Linked DNA regions of Homo sapiens: region 1 is linked to region 2. A link is an interaction called in ENCODE POLR2A ChIA-PET data of the cell type or tissue named here. Cell type or tissue: B cell. All regions are shown on one strand. Each heading gives the region's core, and the rest is flanking DNA. Links, peaks and the distances in the headings are about the cores only.

Region 1 (4,387 bases), core at 219-4,218, 260 kb before region 2:
TAACCCTCCCAGCAGTCCCATAAGGTAGGCACCATTATTATCTTCACTTGACAGATGAGAACAGGGGCTCAGAGAGGACAAATTACTTGCACAAGGTCATACCATCAGGGCTTGATGGAATTCAAAATCAGGCCTAGGCATGCCTGACTCCAAAACTCAGCTGCTCAACTCCTGCACTGTGACCCTTTAGGGACTGGTTGGAACAAAGTTGTCCTGGAGACAGTGGCCAAGCAAATGAGGTGGACTGGAGCACGTCATCTCAAGAGTCCTCCAGGCCTTACTTTTTCCATCTCTGTGGCTTTGGGACATGTAGGCACACACAGGTGCCAGGATTTACCTGTGCCGAGGAACCTGCCTGCCACACTGTGACCAGGCAAGCATTGGATTGAGGGTAAACAGATTAGGATTCCAAAATGGGGGCTTTGGTCAGCACCTGAGTGATCTTAGGCAAATGACGTGGATTCACCAGGAAACTTCATTTCCACAGCTATGGTGATCATCTGATTCCCGTGATGATCTGGTGCCCCTGATGTTTGATGCTCTTCTTTGCCACAGCCTGACTTCCTGTCCAAGATGCCCAAGGCAAAAAGTAGACTTTTTCTCTGCTTGCAAAGTGATTTGTGGTCTCAGCTCAAAAGCCTGAAAACTAATGTTTGCAGCCAGGGGGTTGGAATACCTGAGGACTGCTTAGGTAAACAGTCCTACCAGACTGCCTCTGGAGAAGGTTTTTGGTGGTGAGCAGAGGGGCCCACTCGAGGTCTGCTTGACCTGTGCCTGTACCTGCACCTGTTCACGACGAAGGTGCAGTCTCAGCCCCCTTGGGGAGAGGATGCGGTCATTGGCAGTGCCCCCTCAGCTGCGCGCTGTGGGATCTAACCAGTGATAATGCTGGTAAATGTTTAACTGGCTCTCTGGGGGAAAGTCCTAATTTCTAGTTTTTGCCAATTTCCATAGAGCAAACCCTCCTACTCTAGCCAATTCCAAGCTTCAGACTTGTCATCACTGAACACAGAGGTAGGAAGAGCTGTGCACAGTTGGCTGGGCTCTTGTGCGCTGGAGCCGGCCCCAAAACACCCCTCACTGGGTCTAACCCTGTGGCTGACTGAGGAATGGCTCCTCATGCATGGCCAGAGACTCCTGAGTACACAGGGCCAGGCCAGGGAGCAGAGGAATCAAAAGGATGGGGCAGGGGTTAGGGGCTTCGACTGGCTGGGTTGGGGGCCTGGGAAGAACATGTCACGCCAGATGCCACATCACAGCTCAGCGTGTTGCTGCACAGTCTGGCCCAGCGTGTGTTCATGCATTTGCTCTGTCTCTTTCTAGAGACATTCTAGAACTCAGTGCTTACATCTGGCAGATGCTCACTACATTTCTAATTGAGAAGTGTGTGCGTGCTTAGATCCAGGCCTTTCCCCCAGAGACAATAGAGACAGAGATACCCAGAGAGACTGACTGTAAAGACTGGGCCACAGCCTCGGCAGCTCTGAGCTGTGGCAGGGATTGCAGCGTGGGAGCTGGAGGAGTAGAATCGCTCGGGGAAGAAAGACAAGGTTCCTATTGAGTTAGGATGAGAGGTTCACAAACCAGAAGTGGTTATAGGGGCTCCCCTTCTATAGAGACTCCTTGGAGCAGGACTGAGGCCCCTGGAAGCTAAAGGCCATTGCCTGGCTGCTTGCCCCCAGGCAACCTTCCCCACACCTGCCCCCTCCCCACCTCTGCCTGACTGACCCTAGATCCTTTTTCTTTTTTCTTCCTTTCCTTTGTACAAAAAGGGAAGAGCAAGTCCGGCTCAAACGTGCTACTCTCCAGGAATTGCCGAAACTTACACTGAATGACACCCAAATCCCTTCATGGGCACCTCCGATAACCACCTTGGTGGCCGTTTTTCATACCCATGGCTCATTAGGGTTTCTGGGGCCAGGCCAAGAAATTGCCAAAGACAAGACAAGCAACGCCTGCCTGGAAATTCCGCAGAGCCCACTCCCCTCAGAGGCCCTTCCTGCAGCGTGAGTGAGGGGGTGAGTTGCGCTGAGCTAGAGCCGCGCCTGACAAGTGACACGCCTGATGAGAGACGCGATGACGAGTCCCTGGGGAGGCTGTGGAGTCTGGTTCCTGCAGACACTGTCTCCCCTGAGGCAGTCTCCGCGCTTGAGTGCTGAGTGTGTGGTGTGTGTGTGTGTGTATGCACACACATCTTGCTTCTCCAAAGAAGATTCTCTGAGCTCCACAGCAAGCTTGACAGAGGCCCCCCGAACACTCCTGGGGTCCACGGACATCAAGAACAGGCACGGCAGGCCGGGTGCGGTGGCTCACGCCTGTAATCCCAGCACTTTGGGAGGCCGAGGCAAGCAGATCACTTGAGGTCAGGAGTTCGAGACCAGCCTGGCCAACATGGTGAAACCTGGTCTCTACTAAAAATACAAAAATTAGCTGGGCGTGGTGGTGGGTGCCTGTAATCCCAGCTACTTGGGAGGCTGAGACACAAGAATCACTTGAACCAGGGAGGCAGAGGTTGCAGTGATCCGAGATTGCGCAACTGCACTCTGGCCTGGGTGATAGAGCGAAACTCCATCTCAAAAAAAAAGAAAGAAAAGAAAAAAAAAGAAAAGAAAGAAGGAAAGAACAGGCATGACAAGCCAGCCACAGCCTGCTGAGTTCAGGAGGTCCCTCATGGAGTTGCCCTATCCTCACCTCCCTGTTCCAAGCACATACAGGGATGGATTGATCCCCTTGGGAGCTGCTGAGCCCTGCCTGGTACAGCAAGGGAGGTAAGATCCAGCCTGCAGGTGTGTGATTCGCCTGACTCAGCCCAAACCCAGATCATGCCTGGACCATCAGCCCTGTGCTGGGCACTGGGCCATACAGAAATGAATAAAATAGTCTCTCTCTTCAGAGTGCTTGCAATCTAGGTACTGCAGACTATGTAAGGGTCATATGTTCCAAAGAAGCCAAGGTCACAAGAAAAATTTTTTTTTCCTAGCCCTCCTCTGATATTCCCACCCCCAAAAGCTTTCTGAAGGATGTGGCATGTGATTTTGAAAAATGCCTAGGCTGACAAAAGCCCACAGAGATGGAACAAGAGGAGGAATGTCTTCCAGCAGGGTCTTGTGGTTAAAGTGAAGAGTTCCCTTTGGGGGAAGTGGATGTAATGAATGTGGAAGATGACAAAGAACCAAAGAAGCTCAAGGCAGGACTGTATGTCAAGTATTTGGTCCCCTGGGTTCCCCTCCAGACACCAACAAGCAGCCACCATCTTTTTCTTCATGCTCTGCAGGGAGTGTTACAAAGTCATACATGGTCCCCTTCTTAGATGGATCTGAATGTCTTAGAGTTCCTACCTGTACTGAGCCAAAAGGTGCAGCTCTCTTGCTATTCACCCTGGGGCCTGCAAAAACAAGGCTCATTTCTCTTCCACCAATGACCCTTCAAATATTTGAAATAACTGTGTTTTGCTTTTCTACTCCTGCCTAAGAAGTACCACCAAAACTTAATGGTTTAAAACAACAGTGTGATTATAGCTCACTGCAGCCTCCAATTCCTGTGCTCAAGTGGTCCTCCCACCTCAGCCTCCCAAGTAGATGGGACTACAGGCATGAGCCACCACACTCAGCTTAACAATTGATTCTTTTTCTCACAATTCTACAGGGTCAGTTTGGCTCAGCTGGATGGTTCTTCTGTTCCACGTGGCAGCTGGAGCCATGCAACTGCAGTCAGCTAGGAGTTTGACAGAGTATGGGGCATCCCAGATGGCCTCATTCACATTTTTGGCAGTTGGTGTTACCTATTGACTGAGTTGCTCGTGTTCTCTTCCCCTCGGCCTCTCTCTTCAGTAGCGTAGCCCAGGCTTTTTACATGGCAGTTCTATTCGAGAAAGCAAAGACAGATGCTGCCAGGTCTCTTAAGTCCTAGACTCAGAAGTCACATGGGAACACTTCCATTGCATTCTCTTGGCCAGACCAAGTCACAAGGCCAGCCTGGGCTCAAGGGGAGGGGAAACAGATTCTTGCTTCTTTTTGATGAGGAGAGTGGCATGCATACACAGGGATGGGAGAAATTGCTGGCAACCAGTTTTGCAGACAGTCTGCCAGGAGCTTCCAACAGGTCCAAAGTCCTTTCTTCCAAGCCATCCCTTCCCACTGAACCCATGCTGGTTTGGGTACACCTCTCTTAGGCTTGCTGTAGAGCCTCCTTCAGTATAGTGAGGGGAATCATTTGAGCAGTACGGAATATTGAGGACTTTCAGAGGAGACTTGGGGATATGGGCTGAGGCCAGAGCAAGCTCTAACCTTTAAGGCAGCCCCCAAATTGACTAGGGCCAGAGGAGCGGGGGTGAGGGAGAGAGGCCTCCTGATAGAGGATGTTTAGAGCTCCCCCTTGTCCAAAAAGC
Region 2 (4,387 bases), core at 154-4,153:
GATAACAAGTGACTAATACATTGCATATCGTTGAAAGAAAATTATTTTTCTCTAATTTGCATTTGCTTGGGGGAAAAAAAGCCAACGCGAGTCCCTCCTCACATGCACAAGTCTAATCCTGGAAATACAGCCCGGCTGCTTTAAGAGAGCTGGAAGGAGGGAAAGACTGCCAGTGTTTTGGCGTTGCAGGCTTGTTTATCTTTCCGCCTTTCCTCCAAGGCGAAACTCGTTTTGCAAGCAACATTCCTACAGAAAATGGCACACGTCATAAAAAGAGACCAATTTATAGAACTGGCACCGAAGTTCATGTCTCACTCCAGAAGCATCTCCCAGCTCCCCATCGGAAACCCAACTAGATGTAGAAGTCCATGTTAAAACTTAGAGAGTAGACTTAGGGAGGGGAGGTGCTGAGGGTGGGGGGGACAGGAGAGAATGAAGTAGATTTGCAGATATCCTGTAGGCTGTACACCCAGAGACCAAAGTCAGCCCTAAATGATCTTCCAAAACCCAAGGAGGACCAGGCAGGTGCCAGGGCTTGGAAGGCTTCAACCTTGGGACTCATGGGGGAGAGGAGTGAATTTTTACACCCAGCTTGCCCCAGGACGGTCCAGAGGCAGGTCCACATTCTTGGCCATCCTAAGTCCACCTGCTTGGGCCAGCCATGAACCTCCAGGACTGGCCTAGTGGGTAACTGCCACCACCAACTGCTCTCCCTCCCACCCTGGCGCCTCTCTGCAGGGCCTGGCGGGGTACCAGGAACTCAAAGAAAGCCTGTTGCTGTGGGCATCTAGTTGATGAAGTCAGAGTAGGTGGTGCTGTGGGCAGGCTTCAGGACGGCACCTTTGCGTGCTGCAGTTGAAGGCAAATGTGCTCTTGAAAACGGGAAGGCTTGGAAGAAAAGGTTAAGGGATGTGGGTAATCAAAAGCCAATCTGTCCTCCCTTCCCCCCAAAATACACCCCCCTTAGGGTACTGAACCTGCACACTTGCATTTCCAAGCTGGAAACAGTGTCGAGTGCACAGAACACAGCACCCGCCTGTCTCTAACTTGTCTGAATAACAGGGCCATTTCAGAGGGGAACAACGGCCTTCAGAGCCTCTGCAATTTCCAGAAAGCTTTCAGTTAATAACACATTCTTTCCAACAAGCTTACTTAGGGCTGAAAGTTATTTTCACAAATCTTAAAAACTCAGCCATAAACAGCTGAGGACCCAGTTCAACGGATCCTGGCCAAACCCCACCAACACGGTGACACTCACGGCCCCGTGGGCCTTCTCCCGCCACCTCTGCCTCACCACAAGTTCCCTAAACCACAACATACAAACCATCCTGCACCCCACCCCAATCCTGGGAAGTCATAAAGATGTGTGTTGGGGATGGAGGGCGGGTGTGCCGTGGAGCTTTCTCTCATCTGGGGATGCGCTGGCCAGAAACTGGCCGCCACCTCTGCAGCTCGTCCATGGGCCTGCATAGTGCGCGCTTTGTGTAAGTGCTGAGGAGGCGCAGCGCTGCTCGCGCGCCAACAGCTGTCACATTATTTGCACTCGCTGTAAACAGCCTTCACATTCCCCCCTTACCACATAGTTAAAGCCAGACTAACAATCCACAGTTAGAGATCAAACCAACAACAGCAGCATTGTGTCTGCCTTTGCTGCCTTCACACCAAGCCCAGCAGCTGGCAGGTTTCTCCGGAACAAGGGACCCCTTCTCCCCCTACCCCTCCGGGATCCAGCCAAGGCTAGCCAAGGAAGCATGCGTTTGTCAGCGCTGTTTGTTAAAGCAAAAGAGCACCGCCATTTCGCAGAGATTTCCGTGTGGCTCATCAGCCCTCTCCGAGAGTTTACTCCTTCTGGAAGCTCGAGGAAGCATCACGAGAATAAAGGTTGTGGAGACTCGCAGGGTTGGTTTCCATGCTCAGCAAAGTGGGGTCTGGCCGGGCTGGGGCCGGGGCCGGGACAGGGAGGTCTGCCCCTCTCCATGCCATGTCACAGAGGCCAGACAGGTCTGTGCTTTCTGCAGCCCTCAGCGGAATGCCTCCTGTCTTTCGGAAATTGCCCAACTCACTAAATACTTACTGGCCGCCCCACTGATCAAAATGTCTCCTTTATGATTTTTGGTTAAGTTGAACATTTCCATAATCGTCATTATTAGTGCAAATTACACGCCTAATCGGTCCTTAAATAGATTTTAATTAAATAAGCATACAAGGCTCATTTTATGACTTAAGAAAGGCATTACTTTTCGTTATAAACTTTCCACCAGGATATAGAATAACGATAGCAGACAAATACTTATTCTTTGAAAATCACCAATAACCGATGGGCAGAGTATCATGAAACATACCCTGTTTTACCCTCTGGAATCAAAGCTGAGACCAGACATATCACAGCTGTACAACTTTCCTCCTGGGATGGGAGAGAGGATTTCTTCCTCCAAAGCACTATGTCTGTCTTCCTTGTGGCCAGTAGAAATAAACCCCCGGTGCTGCTTTCCCTACCCATCTGATGAGATTTCTCTAGTTGATGTCCTCTAGCAACCACTCCTCCCCCACCTCCATCCATTTTCCACCCTTTCGCCTGCTTAGAGTCCTGGTGCAAAGCAGGCACGCTGTGCTTGTTAAATGCTGTGTAAAATGCTGTTAATAAAATAATAAATACAAAGGATGGAGGCTGCTGCTTCCATGGGTGTTTTGACTGGAAATGCCTTGGCACTTGTCATGTGTTTATGGGAGGGCAGACAACGCTAGGATTTACATAGTTTGGACATTTCTGTACTTCATTTATTCTTTCCTAAATGACGTAGGCCTCGAGCTATTTCAAGTTTGCATTTGTACAGAACTGTTAAATGCCTAGGAGTTTCTCCAATTAAACCAAGTTTAAAATCAGACCCAAAGCTGGAACATACACTCAGACTTGCCCAACTCCACCTTCAGCCTCGGTGGCTGGACAAAACAAACAGATCCTCGAAAACAATCAGTCCTCGAGCTCCCCACCTTCACCCCCCACTCCAGGAGGGCCCCTAGGGCAAAGGTTAAGGCGTCTCTAGATTCCAAGCCCCAGCCCAGGCTACACACTGAGGCAATCACTGCAGTAAGGCGCATCTTGTCCATACACTACCTTTAAAATCGTGCGCTAAAATCGGGGGGAAACTGCTGGCCTGGTAAAACCCACTGTTCACAAAACAATGTCAGCAAAGGCTGTAAGGCATTCTTTAGAGAGGGACCAGGGATTCGTGCCTACTGAAGCTCTTTCAGCACAAAGGCTTTTAGGGGAAGAAGGGAAAAAGAGGGAGGAGGAGGGGGAGAGGAGGAGAGAAAGGGAGGGAGGGCTCCTGTTTCAGAGCAGGCATCCCCTGAGAGTCAAGAACCAAGTGTAGCTTCAATCAAACACTGACTTCCCCTCTGGGAGTCGAGTAGGAAACCTGATCACAGTAGCTTACTACCAGCCTGGATCCATACAGGTCTGGTTTTCTTCTCATGCTAGTAATTTTTTTAAATACATATTGATATAAAAGAAGCAATCCCTGGCAGACTTTATTGAAAACCACATTGAGCCCTCATAACATCCGGACTTAATCCCTATCAAACAAACCACAGCACCTCTGGCCTCTGCACCAGGCCACCCCCTCTCACCTCTTCCAACCAGGTCTTGCCCCTCTAGGCACCGTGGTTCCCCCCTGAAATAATGCCAGGAAGCCTTGCCGAAGGGTACCTAGATGACGGTTCTGAAATGAGTTCCTAACCATATAATGATCCCACTTGGGGGTGGAGGGGAGAAGCAAGTCTTTTCATATGGAATCCTTTAAAAGGCAGAATGCAAACTACGGTAACAAAGGGAAAGGGGAACCCAGGAAGGTGGACCTAGAATACCCTCGTAGGGGAGATTTAATCTGCATCCTTGGGTCCCAGGACACAGGCCTAGCAAGTCTCAGGGGGTCTCAGGGGCAGCAGGGAATGGAGGAGCAACCTATAGGAACATGACAAGTCATTCAAAGCAATTATTCATCCTTGGGGCCTACTATGTGCCAAGCATTCTATTTAGATCCTAAAGGTGGATAATTATTCCCAGTCTTACAAATGAAAAAACTTACTGGGGCTCAAAGGCCATAAATAACTTGCCCCCAAGGTCACACAGCTAGTAAAAAATGGGCCACGGTCAAACTCAGTCCTGGAGTTGCGGAGAGGAGCCAATTATTGGTCTAATTGTGCCATTTGAAATCCTGATTTTCACATACTGTCTCCTCTGAAAAGCTTCCTTAGGCCTTATGTACCCAAGAACGAGGCAAAGAGTGTTTAACACCTATGTTACTTGGTCTACAGTGAGCCGTGAACCCAGTTTCTCCTGTATCTAAGTCATCTCCTGGTCCACTCAAAGTCTTTCACCATTTCC

What was found. Peaks named below come from ENCODE experiments on the same cell type or tissue, not always from the same donor. Only the 100,000 strongest peaks of a DNase experiment are listed, where the experiment ranks them.
Region 1: POLR2A ChIA-PET joins it to region 2 with 5 read pairs; 10 of 35 experiments call an interaction of 5 or more read pairs at or near these places.

The regions. Positions count from the first base shown.
Region 1 is chrX:39,826,067-39,830,453 of GRCh38, forward strand. No RefSeq gene overlaps it. Among named protein-coding and RNA genes, the nearest start is that of MIR1587, 9.3 kb to the right of the region's middle. RefSeq lists enhancers at 1,545-2,046, 2,047-2,546. In B cell, for the core only: no CTCF peak of the experiment used is centred there; a DNase peak (open chromatin) is centred at 2,095; H3K27me3 peaks cover 3,204 bases.
Region 2 is chrX:40,085,182-40,089,568 of GRCh38, forward strand. All of the region lies in intron 1 of BCOR (BCL6 corepressor), which reads right to left. Among named protein-coding and RNA genes, the nearest start is that of BCOR, 11 kb to the right of the region's middle. In B cell, for the core only: no CTCF peak of the experiment used is centred there; no DNase peak of the experiment used is centred there.